2 separate regions of the Homo sapiens genome follow, and region 1 is linked to region 2. Evidence: read pairs that join two places in POLR2A ChIA-PET (ENCODE). Cell type or tissue: Panc1. All regions are shown on one strand. Links, peaks and the distances in the headings refer to the core of each region. The heading gives the core; the rest is flanking DNA.

The links. Peaks named below come from ENCODE experiments on the same cell type or tissue, not always from the same donor. Only the 100,000 strongest peaks of a DNase experiment are listed, where the experiment ranks them.
Region 1: POLR2A ChIA-PET joins it to region 2 with 6 read pairs; 3 of 35 experiments call an interaction of 5 or more read pairs at or near these places.

What each region holds. Positions count from the first base shown.
Region 1 is chr10:103,087,826-103,093,059 of GRCh38, reverse strand. CNNM2 (cyclin and CBS domain divalent metal cation transport mediator 2) reads right to left here. Exons shown (of 8, transcript NM_017649.5): 8 at 2,838-5,234. It overlaps NT5C2 (5'-nucleotidase, cytosolic II), which reads left to right. Exons shown (of 19, transcript NM_001351169.2): 16 at 1,445-1,496; 17 at 2,064-2,124; 18 at 2,273-2,449; 19 at 3,152-5,022. The coding sequence ends at 3,388. Among named protein-coding and RNA genes, the nearest start is that of NT5C2, 100 kb to the left of the region's middle. In Panc1, for the core only: no CTCF peak of the experiment used is centred there; no DNase peak of the experiment used is centred there.
Region 2 is chr10:102,771,903-102,777,390 of GRCh38, reverse strand. All of the region lies in intron 1 of WBP1L (WW domain binding protein 1 like), which reads right to left. Among named protein-coding and RNA genes, the nearest start is that of WBP1L, 31 kb to the right of the region's middle. RefSeq lists enhancers at 188-719, 720-1,251, 1,784-2,315. In Panc1, for the core only: no CTCF peak of the experiment used is centred there; no DNase peak of the experiment used is centred there; H3K4me3 peaks cover 1,984 bases; H3K27ac peaks cover 4,469 bases.

The DNA.
Region 1 (5,234 bases), core at 1-5,000, 320 kb before region 2:
TTTGTATTCAGGAAGTCAGAGGTGGTCAAAAGGCAGGCCTTGATATTTGGATACTTCCTTCCCATAGAATATTCAGATATTTCACAGAACTCCAGAATTTGAATAAATATGAGAGGTTATCTTGTTTAACCTTCTTGAATCTCTTCGAGGTTAAGTTTAGAATGTTGGCGTCTTGAGTTGTGTTACAGTAACACTAAGTTGTGAACTGGAGCTCAACTTTTCCTCTGTGGTCCCATATTTCCCCAACCATGCCTAGCAGTCCCAGTCTCTCTGCTAACAGCCCATATCTGTGATTCTGGGGCAGTGATGGCTCTGAATGTTAATCACCTCTGGTATTTTTTATTTACTCTTCTGAGATCTAGAGAATGAGGCCATATTGTATTCTTGAACTAAGCTATGCTGTGTATATGCAGTATACACACTGTGCTGAACTGAGTTACGGATATAGTTCTGTAAAAGTGCTTGATATACAAGTTCTCCAGCCAGCCTTGATGCGCATTACCTGCAGTGTGGTGAAGGTGACTCCGGAAACTCAGCCTGCCTGGGGTAGGAGCCCTGGCTCCATAACTTGAAATCTGCATGCCGTTAGGCAAGTTAATGAGATACCCTGTGCCTTAGTTTCCTCAAATGTAAAAATGGGGATAATACCTACCTCCTAAAGCTGATGAAAAACGGAGGTAATATGTGTATAAAGATAGACATGACAGCCTTTCTCAACCAAGGCTCCATATCCGAAACACAGAAAATTATTACTATTATTTTACCTTTCCAATGGAGCTGAATACAGAAAATTATTTGAGTAACACTTTTCTCAATTCTCCTAAAGATGGTAGATAGAAGAAAATGTGTTACATACAGTAGATGAAGGAGGGCTTGTCTTGAGGAACCCAGACTGACAAAGGCTGCAACACACCGGCAGCATGCTGTAGATGCTGGCTGTTGCTGTTACTGTCTGTACTATCAGTGGGATTTTCTGGCTAGCCTTTCATTCACATTTTCAACTTTCTACCTATGAAGTTTTAGAAATCTAGTTGATTTGGCCCTGGACCTGTGACTCAGGAAAAGTCACCTGATTCTCAATCTTTCATCTGAAAATGGGACTGTTAACATTTGCTTAGCTGACTGCACCTGAGACAGCATGTAAATTCTGGTACTTTACAAGCTCAGAATGAGCGTGCAGCTGGAAGGGAAAGTTGTCATCATGGTGTTTAAGCAGGAGGAAAGGCAGTTAAAGAGAAGGTGATGGTGTTCATCTGTTGTCAGACTCCAAGCAGGTATCAGTGAGTTATCCTGAAGAGGGGAAGAGGAGGTAACTGTACACTCAGCATGTTAGTCCCAGGTTCTACTTTCCAGTCACATCTGCAACCTTTTAGTTTAGCAGCAGTTAAGAACTAGGTGCTTATTTATTTAAAATGTCTTCCTTTTCCTTCCAAACCTTAACTAGCACTTTTCGAAGAACTTCAGAGCTTGGATATTTTCTTGGCTGAACTCTACAAGTAAGTTTTCTAAAAATTTCTTTCCCAAAAACTTACTCAGGAATCACTTAGATATAAGAAATGTTCTTTCCAGGCCAGTAATCCCAGCTATTTGGGAGGCTGAGGCAGGAGAATCGTTTGAACCGGGGAAATGGAGGTTGCAGTGAGCTGAGATTGCACCATTGCACTCCAGCCTGGGCGACAAGAGTGAAACTCCGTCTCAAAAAAAAAAAAAGTTCTTTCCAGGCCAGGCGCAGTGGCTCATGCCTGTAATCCCAGCACTTTGGGAGGCCAAGGCAGGCGGGTTGCTTGAGGCCAGAAGTTTGAGACCAGCCTGACCAACATGGCAAACGAAACCCCATCTCTACCAGAAATACAAAAAGTAGCTGAGTGTGGTGGCACATGCCTGTAATCCCAGCTAATTAGGGTGGCTGAGGCAGGAGAATCGCTTGAAGCTGGGAGGCAGAGGTTGCAGTGAGCCGCGATCACACCCCTGCACTCCAGCCTGAGTGACAGAATGAGACTGTCTTAAAGAATAAAAAAAAGCTCTTCCCAGAGATTTTCACTGAGTTTTTCTTTTATCTTTAGGCATCTTGACAGCAGTAGCAATGAGCGTCCAGACATCAGTTCCATCCAGAGACGTATTAAGGTATCCAAATGGGATTTGGGAGAAAACTTGGGAAATAAGTTTAAATGCTTTTTTCACATTCCTGATTTATTATAGAGACTAGCATTCAACTACTGCTCAATAAATATTTGTTGAATGAGCCAAGAATCAATCTTGTTCTTTGTTTTAGAAAGTAACTCATGACATGGACATGTGCTATGGGATGATGGGAAGCCTGTTTCGCAGTGGCTCCCGGCAGACCCTTTTTGCCAGTCAAGTGATGCGTTATGCTGACCTCTATGCAGCATCTTTCATCAACCTGCTGTATTACCCTTTCAGCTACCTCTTCAGGGCTGCCCATGTCTTGGTGAGTTAAAGCTGTAATGGACAGCCAAGATGTACTCTAAGCCCAGGGTCAGCAACCACCTTTGTGAGATGGCACAGGAGATAGTTTGAACATTTCTTTCTGATGTACAGAGCCCAGGGGCAGGTTATATGGTTGCATAAGAAGGGGTCTTTGAGAAAGTAGAACCAACATTGGAAGTTAAGAGTGTAACTTTACTCTCTGAAGTCTACTCTATTAAAAGCTGTATGTGGGCCAGGCATGGTGGCTCATGCCTGTAACCCCAGAACTTTAGAGGCTGAGGTGGGAGGATTGATTGAGCCCAGGAAGTCGAGGCTGCAGTGGGCTGTGATTGCTCCACTGTACTCCAGCCTGGGTGACAGCGAGAGACCATCTCAAGAAAAAGAAAATGTGGTTTTTACATTCCTTTATTCTGATCTGTTTCAGGACTATCTTGTTTTTGCTGTAAAATAGAAAGTAAACTCCCCTCTCCATCTTTTCCAATTTCCAGCTGCAGTAGACAATATGGGCACCATTTTGAGGGGCAGGGAGAGAGGAAGACAGGCAACTATAAGTAGTTCTATGAAGATAAGTCTATATTGACTTGTCCTGTGGTCCATTATAGATGTAATTGCATGGCCACCTAACAGAGGAGAGGGGTTAGGATTTGGGGAGTAGCTACTTTGCTCTGCCTGCTTTCTGAGCCTCTAGCTTTTTTCTGTCTAGATGCCTCATGAATCAACGGTGGAGCACACACACGTAGATATCAATGAGATGGAGTCTCCTCTTGCCACCCGGAACCGCACATCAGTGGATTTCAAAGACACTGACTACAAGCGGCACCAGCTGACACGGTCAATTAGTGAGATTAAACCTCCCAACCTCTTCCCACTGGCCCCCCAGGAAATTACACACTGCCATGACGAAGATGATGATGAAGAGGAGGAGGAGGAGGAAGAATAAGGAGGAAAACCAAAACCCCAAGCACCCATTAAACAAGTCCTGGCAGGACTCACAGGAACAAACGAGGTCCCTGTTAGGGTTCTACTCGGGGGAGGGAGGGGGCTCCATGAAAGGTACGTCTGAAAAGTTTCTGAAGATTTTATTATCATAGATACTTGTTTTGGTTTTGTGTATCTGTACTCTCTGCAGATGGTCCAAAATTGTAATGGAGTCTGTATTAGAAGAAAATAAGGGTAAAATCAGGCTGAACTGCATGTATATGGCTCCACTGTGGCTTGTGACACTTTTAAAATCATCCGTATGTCAGTGTATCTGGATACACGAGGAAAAGGAAAGAGTCTCAGAGTGGAACAAAGAGTGGGAAGAGGTGATCTGTAATGTTACAAATTGTGCTATTACTCCAAGGTCCAACTTTTCCAGTGCATTACATGGTATTGTATATCAGTGGAGAAATGTATTATTTCCATGATCAAATGTAGTCTCTGTTAAGGTCAAGTTTTCTTTTATAAGCCTTTAATTCATCCTCAGTGACTCTGGCAAGGCTGCTTCTCTATCACTGGCTTTGCACAGAAGTATGCTCTACTTGCGTTGCTTTAGGGCAGGATTCTATTTTGAGGGAAAAGACAGTATCCTTATTACCTTTTGTTTGTTTAATAGCACAAATGCTTATTTGTTATCCAAAAACAACCTCCTTCTTATCTGTGATAAATCTATAGAAAGAATTTAGCTGCAAGTGGACAAAGGAACAAGCCCCCAGAAAAGAAAGGGAAGAACTGCCTTCTTATACTACAGAACATGCATTAGTGTGGGCTATATAGCTGTGGCTCATGCTACCCAATTCCAGATTTCTTTGTCCTCTAAGAGTTGATTGCTGTATATTAAAATTGAACATCAGAGGATGGGAAGAGGGCTCTGTAAGCCAGAACCTTACTAAAGTAGAGGGCACAATCAGTGTGAATAAATTCACTTCAGAATCTCAAGTCAAGGCCAGGCACGGCGGCTCACGCCTGTAATCCCAGCACTTTGGGAGGCCGAGACAGGCGGATCACCTGAGGTCGGGAGTTCGAGACCAGCCTTACCAACATGGAGAAACCCCATCTCTACTAAAAATACAAAATTACCTGGGCGTGGTGGTGCATGCCTGTAATCCCATCATCTACTCAGGAGGCTGAGGCAGGAGAATTGCTTGAACCCAGGAGGCGGAGGTTGCAGTGAGCCAGGATTGTGCCATTGCACTCCAGCCTGGGCAACAAGAACAAAACTCCATCTCAAAAAATAAAAATCCCAATCCCAAGTCGAAATCACCTCTTGTTTTAAACAAGAATGAATCATTACTGTGTATGTTAGGGTATTAAAACTGTTTCACCAGTACAGTGAAAGTTGTTTCAACATTTTAAACAAACAGTGGTTATAGACTCTTTCTTTAACCATTGTATATTTTCTTCCATTCTTGTCATTGGTCAATAGGGGAGGGTAGATTAGCTGCTCCAGAATTCAATAAAGTGTAATATTTCTAACGGTGACTTTGACCTATTCTGTAGTACAACTGTAATAGCTATTGGTCTTCAAGTGGGTTTAGATTTGGTGACATCAGTTTGATATTCTCTTAAAGGAAATAAATATTCAAGAACTGATTATGTTCTAACATGATTATATTCATGGTGTTACATAGGCCTCAATTTTTTCACAGAAAGATTTTTGGAACAGGACTGTGAAGTGAGGCTTTTTAAAAAATTATTTTATAAGCAGAGAACACAGCCTGATAACTTAGTCAAGGATATACTGTCTGTCTCACTACTTTGGACTTATATGGCTTCAGATTAAGTCATCCAAGAAACATACATAC
Region 2 (5,488 bases), core at 241-5,240:
CACCTAGCACTTTTCTCAGAGTGAGGGCAACCAGTGGTCCCTAGCAGCTCCCCTCTAGGGCTTCTGCTGTGAGCTCATCTGTGGCTTTTCCTCACCCAGGAACAGGCAGCAGAGGGTGTGTGCTCCCTCCCCACCCCTTATGGCCAGCAGCTGCTGGTTACAGTTACACATTCCGATACAGACATGCCTCTCAGACGAAGAGGGGGTGGGGGTGTCTGACTCTCAGAAGCCCTGGAACAAATAGTTGGCAACAGCTGTGTTCTCAGCAGACAGCAGTTGGTGGCTTGCTACTGTTCTCTCATTCCACACTGCTTTACCGGCTGGAATGAATGCAGTGCTCCCACTTCAAAGGGCGGCTCACCGAGCAATCAAGTCTCTGCCACAGGGGTCTTTTTGAAAAACTGGTCAGTAAGGCCAAAATGGGGTCAATTCCACACCCCTTCCCCTGAGGCGTCGGGAACGTCCCTCAGCTGCACAGCCCCAGGCACATGCTTGAAAGGAAGAAAGCCTTTCCTTTAAAAGAAGAACGGAGCCCTCACCCCACCCCCAACACAGAGTCCCTTCAGAACCAGAGGACTGTGAGGAAATCTCCACTAACTAGCCAAATCAAAATGGAGAAGGAATAAAAGGGGTTTGGAGCAAGAATCGCACTCTGCCTCTCCCCTTCCCCAGCCCCATTCTTCAGCTGTTTCTCCGTGAAGTTTCCAAAGCAGTTTTACAGTGTCTGATGGAAAATCAGAACTGGTCAGCCCTAGAGAAACCTCGGGGACGTAGAGGGTTAAGAACACGGTGGCTCTGAAAGTAAGGAGCAACTAGCAAACAAGAAGGGAGACTGGAAAGTTCTGTGTGGGAGCTGGCCTGGTCTAACTGAGAGGCATTTGCTAAAATATTCCCTCCACCCAAAGCAGTAGTACAATAAACAAGCTCCCACCCCTTCTTCCCTTCCAAACCCGATCCGTGCAGAAACAATTACCTGTCTAAGACCCAAAAGGAAAGGCATCCTGCAAGAGCATCGTCCACACTAACGTTGGAACAAAGGGCTCTTAAAAGTTAAGGTCTTGGAATGAGCATTGCCCCTGGTGGGCCTGTGTGTGCGGTGGTCCTGGTTCACCGGCCTTCTTTAGCAAAGCAGACAAAGTAAACAGAGTCCTGGGACCGAGCAGGCACACTGTCTCCTGCTCTCCTCGCTACTCCCCCTGCCTGGCTCTGGCCCACCCCCACCTTCTCGTGACATATCTCAGACGCAGCAAAGCCGAAGCTGTCTGCCAAGGGGGAAATGACATCAGTTCAGGCGCAGCAGAAAAAACTTCAGACAGCTGCACTGGAATACTGAGGAGGATGTGCTGCAGACCCGCGATGCCCAGCCCTGGACCCACCTAGAGCCAGAGCCCACTGTGGGAGGATGGTGGGGGCTGCAGATGGGAGCAGGCTGCTGCAACCCCTTGGCTCTAAGCAGGCTGGGGGGTACATAAATCAAGTCTCTAAAGCTGAAAACAGGAACACTGCTCTGAATAAGGACTGACTTTGTAGCTCCTAGAGTATTGTTTCTCCTCCCTGGGAAAGAAAATCAAGTCCAGTGTCTGTCAGTTTCACAGAAACTTTTCCACCCCCACCCCTGCCAGAGTCGGTGCTCAGTAAATAATAGGACATGAAGCCTGGCTGTCCCAACTTTCTCTAGGGAATGAGGCAATTCGCAGCGGGGGCTTGGAGAGGCACCTTTTCCCCAGCTAAGGTACGACACGCTACCTTGGACACTGACCTTTCGAGCCCTCGCTTCCACCGGAGAGTTTATATTTCATAAACAAACTGCGCAAGTACAGGTGCCAACATCTTTCCTCACTTGTCTTATAAAAGGTACAACAAGTCCCACCGCAGCCTCCAAGTTGCCAGAAAGGCAGATCATCTATATTTAAACCAACTCTTGGTTCAGAAAAGTTCACCGCCTTAGGTTTGTCGTGCTTTCTTCACTAAGTTCAGCTCAGGGAGACAAGAGTTCTCTAACGCAAGCTTTGCACAAGCAAGGGCCCTGGGGATGGTGTCCTGCTCTGACTTTCCCTAGTCGGTGGTGTAAGCCAAATCCCTTCTGGCTACCCTCCCTGAAACAGGAGGTCACAGCAGCTCTCCCTCGGCCTGAATCCTCTACCAAAGACAACACTTGCACAGCACAAAAGGTCCATGTTTGGGTTCGGATTTCCAGAAATGACTCAAGGAGAACAATCTTCAGAGGAGCTTTATAAATCGAAAGTTACTTTTTTTTTTTTTTTTTTTTTTTTGAGATAGGGTCTCACTCTGTTACCCAGGCTGGAGTACAGTGGTGTGATGATCTTGGCTCACTGCAACCTCTGCCTTCCGAGCTCAAGCGATCCTCCCACCTCAGCCTCCCAAGGAGCTGGTACCACAGGCACGTGCTACCATGCGCAGCTAATTTTTGTTTTTTTGTGTAGAGATGGGGTTTCGCCATGTTGCCCAGGCTGGTCTTGAACTCCTGGGCTCAAGTGATCTGCCCACCTTAGCCTCCTAAAGTGCTGGGATTACAAAAAGTTACTTTTCAATAACTTCCTCAGCTACAAATTAATTACACTGTCCAGGACTCAAAGCAAGTATATTTCATCTTTCCTTTCATTTTCTGCAACAATTTTCTTTCATGATACTTATCCAAGGCCTCCATGGTAGTGGCACTGTGCTGGGCATGATCCATGTAAGTCAGAAATGATTCTTGCAAATTAGTACCTATAACCCCCAACCTAGGACAATAAATTAGGAGCACATGACACGTACAGCACAGTGAGGTGCCAAAAGCACTGTTTGATCATTAGAATCCAGCCAGACACACAACGTGTTTACCGCAGGTCCCCAATGATGGTCAAGGTCACATTGACTTTCCTGACAAGAAAATGAATGTGCCAAACTGGCTGAACCATTTCCTTGAGACTCACTGAAAGAATGGATCACAGCTTCATTGCTAGAGGAAAAGGTGGCTGATGTGTAAAAGAAGTGGCTCCTGCTGCTGCCGGTGTTTGGGGACTGGGAAGCCATTCTTCAGCACATACATATTCTCAAGACATGGTCAGTCTATCCCAGGCCTTGTCACCACTCTCACAACCAGGCCAAACTGCCATACAGACAAGGCTGGACATCAAGGCACAGCCGCCCAGGGAACAGCAATGAGGCTGCTTTCAACCCCTTCCTTTCACTTCCTCGGTTCCCTGGCAACCACTGAGAACCACAAAACATACGCAGCACTAACTTTGGCAATCAAACTGATGGAAACAGCATCCTCATCCCCTCATGGGCAATGTAATCTGCACTGATCTAACAAGACAGACTGGCACCTGAAATTCTCCAGAAAGAGTGCCATGGCATAAGTGTACCATTCATTCACTCACTCCACGCTCACTGAATGCCTACAGTGTGCCAGGCATTGTTTTAGGCACTGGGGATGCCACTATGACCAAAACACACAATAAACCTTGCTCTAATGGGCTATGAAGTGTTCCATATTTTTCTTCCTTCCTTTTTTTTTTTTGTTTTGTTTTTTTAAGAGATAGGGTTTTGTTCTGTCACCCTAGGCTCAAGTGATCCTCCTGCCTCATCCTCCCAAAAAGCTGGCACTACAGGCACACGCCACCACGCCACCACACTCAGCTAAGTTTTTTTAATTTTTATTTTTTGTAGAGACAGGGTCTCACTATGTTGTCCAGGCTTGAACTCTTGTCCTCAAGTGATCCTCCTGCCTCAGCCTTTCAAAGTGTTAAGATTACAGGCATGAGCCACTAAGCTTGGCCCCATAATTCTAAATAATATTCATCAGTGATGATCTCAGAAGTGGAATTGCAACAAAATTACTAGAAATCCAAAAAAAAACTTGTAAAAATACAACCTAAATGATCAAAATTGCATTATAGACTTCCTGATTTCCTAATGAATCATCCTTTTATGATGCTACCCAAGACAGTGTTTCTAATCAGCATTCGTCTATTTTTATCTTCTCACAGATTATAAATTCTTGTGTGCAAGGCAGCATTTAACCCAAGGCATTACACCTAGTACAATACAATATATTCTAAAAAAGTGACTGCTGACAACAGCTTCTTTCTATCAACTTCTTGCCTACAGCCCCTCACTAACGTTCACTAAGCGCTGATATCTGAGGGGTGAGGAGAAAAAGAGATTGAGTTGGCAAATTCAGGCATTCCCAGGAAAGTGAGTTCACTTTCTGCCATGTTATACAAATATTACTACAACCTAGTGACAAAGGAGTCAGCTTTGCCATTTGAAAAGCAAGATGATCATTAACAATTTCTGCTAGCCTGAAAAAATGGGTTCTCCTATGTACGTGATCCAGCCTCATACATGATGAGCCAAAGGTAGGGTAAATCCTTCTTCAAATGACTTTAGTCATCCGCCTGCCAATGCAGAATTAAATTCAATGCTGAATTCACCAACTTAAAAAAAAAAAAAAAAAGGAAGTCATACTAAATTAGAATTAAGCAGGATTATGTTGTCAAAATGTTGCAGGTTGGCTGGGCACCATGGCTCACGCCTGTAATCCTAGTACTTTGGGAGGCTGAGGTGGGCAGATTGCTTGAGCCCAGGAGTTCAAAACCAGCTTGGGCAACATGGCAAAACCCCATCTCTACAGAAAATACAAAAATTAGCTGGGCATGGTGGCACATGCCTGTTGTCTCAGCTACTCGGGAAGCTGAGGTGGGAGGGACACTTGAGCCCAGGAGGGAGAGGTTGCAGTGAGCCAAGATCACACCACTGCACTCCAGCCTGAGCGACAGAACGAGACTCTGTCTCAAAAAAAAAAAAAAAAAAAAAAAAAAAAAGGGCCGGGCATGGCTCATGCTTGTAATCCCAGCACTTTGGGAGGCCAAGGCAGGCAGATCACCTGAGGTCAGGAGTTCCAGACCAGCCTGACCGACATGGGGAAACCCCATCTCTACTAAAAATAGAAAAATTAGCTAAGCATGGTGACACATACCTGTAGTCCCAGCTACTTGAGAGACTGAAGCAGGAGAATCACTTGAACCTGGGAGATGGAGGCTGCAGTGAGCTGAGATCATGCCACTGCACTCCAGCCTGGGCGACAGAGCGAGACTGTCTCAAAAAAAAAAAAAAAAAAAAAAAGGCCGGGCGCAGTGGCTTACGCTTGTAATCCCAGCACTTTAGGAGGCAGAGGCGGGTGGATCACGAAGTCGGGAGATCAAGACCATCCTGGCTAACATGGTGAAACCCCGTCTCTACTAAAAATACAAAAAATTAACCAGCGTGGTGGCGGGCGCCTGTAGTTCCAGCTACTTGGGAGCTGAGGCAGGAGAATGGAGTGAACCCGGGAGGCAGAGCTTGCAGTGAGCTGAGATTGTGCCACTGCACTCCAGCCTGGGCGACAGAGCGAGACTCCGTCTCAAGAAAAAAAAAAAAATGTTGCAGATTAACAACTACTTATGGCCCCAAGCAGCATCTGAGATATCCTTCTACCGAG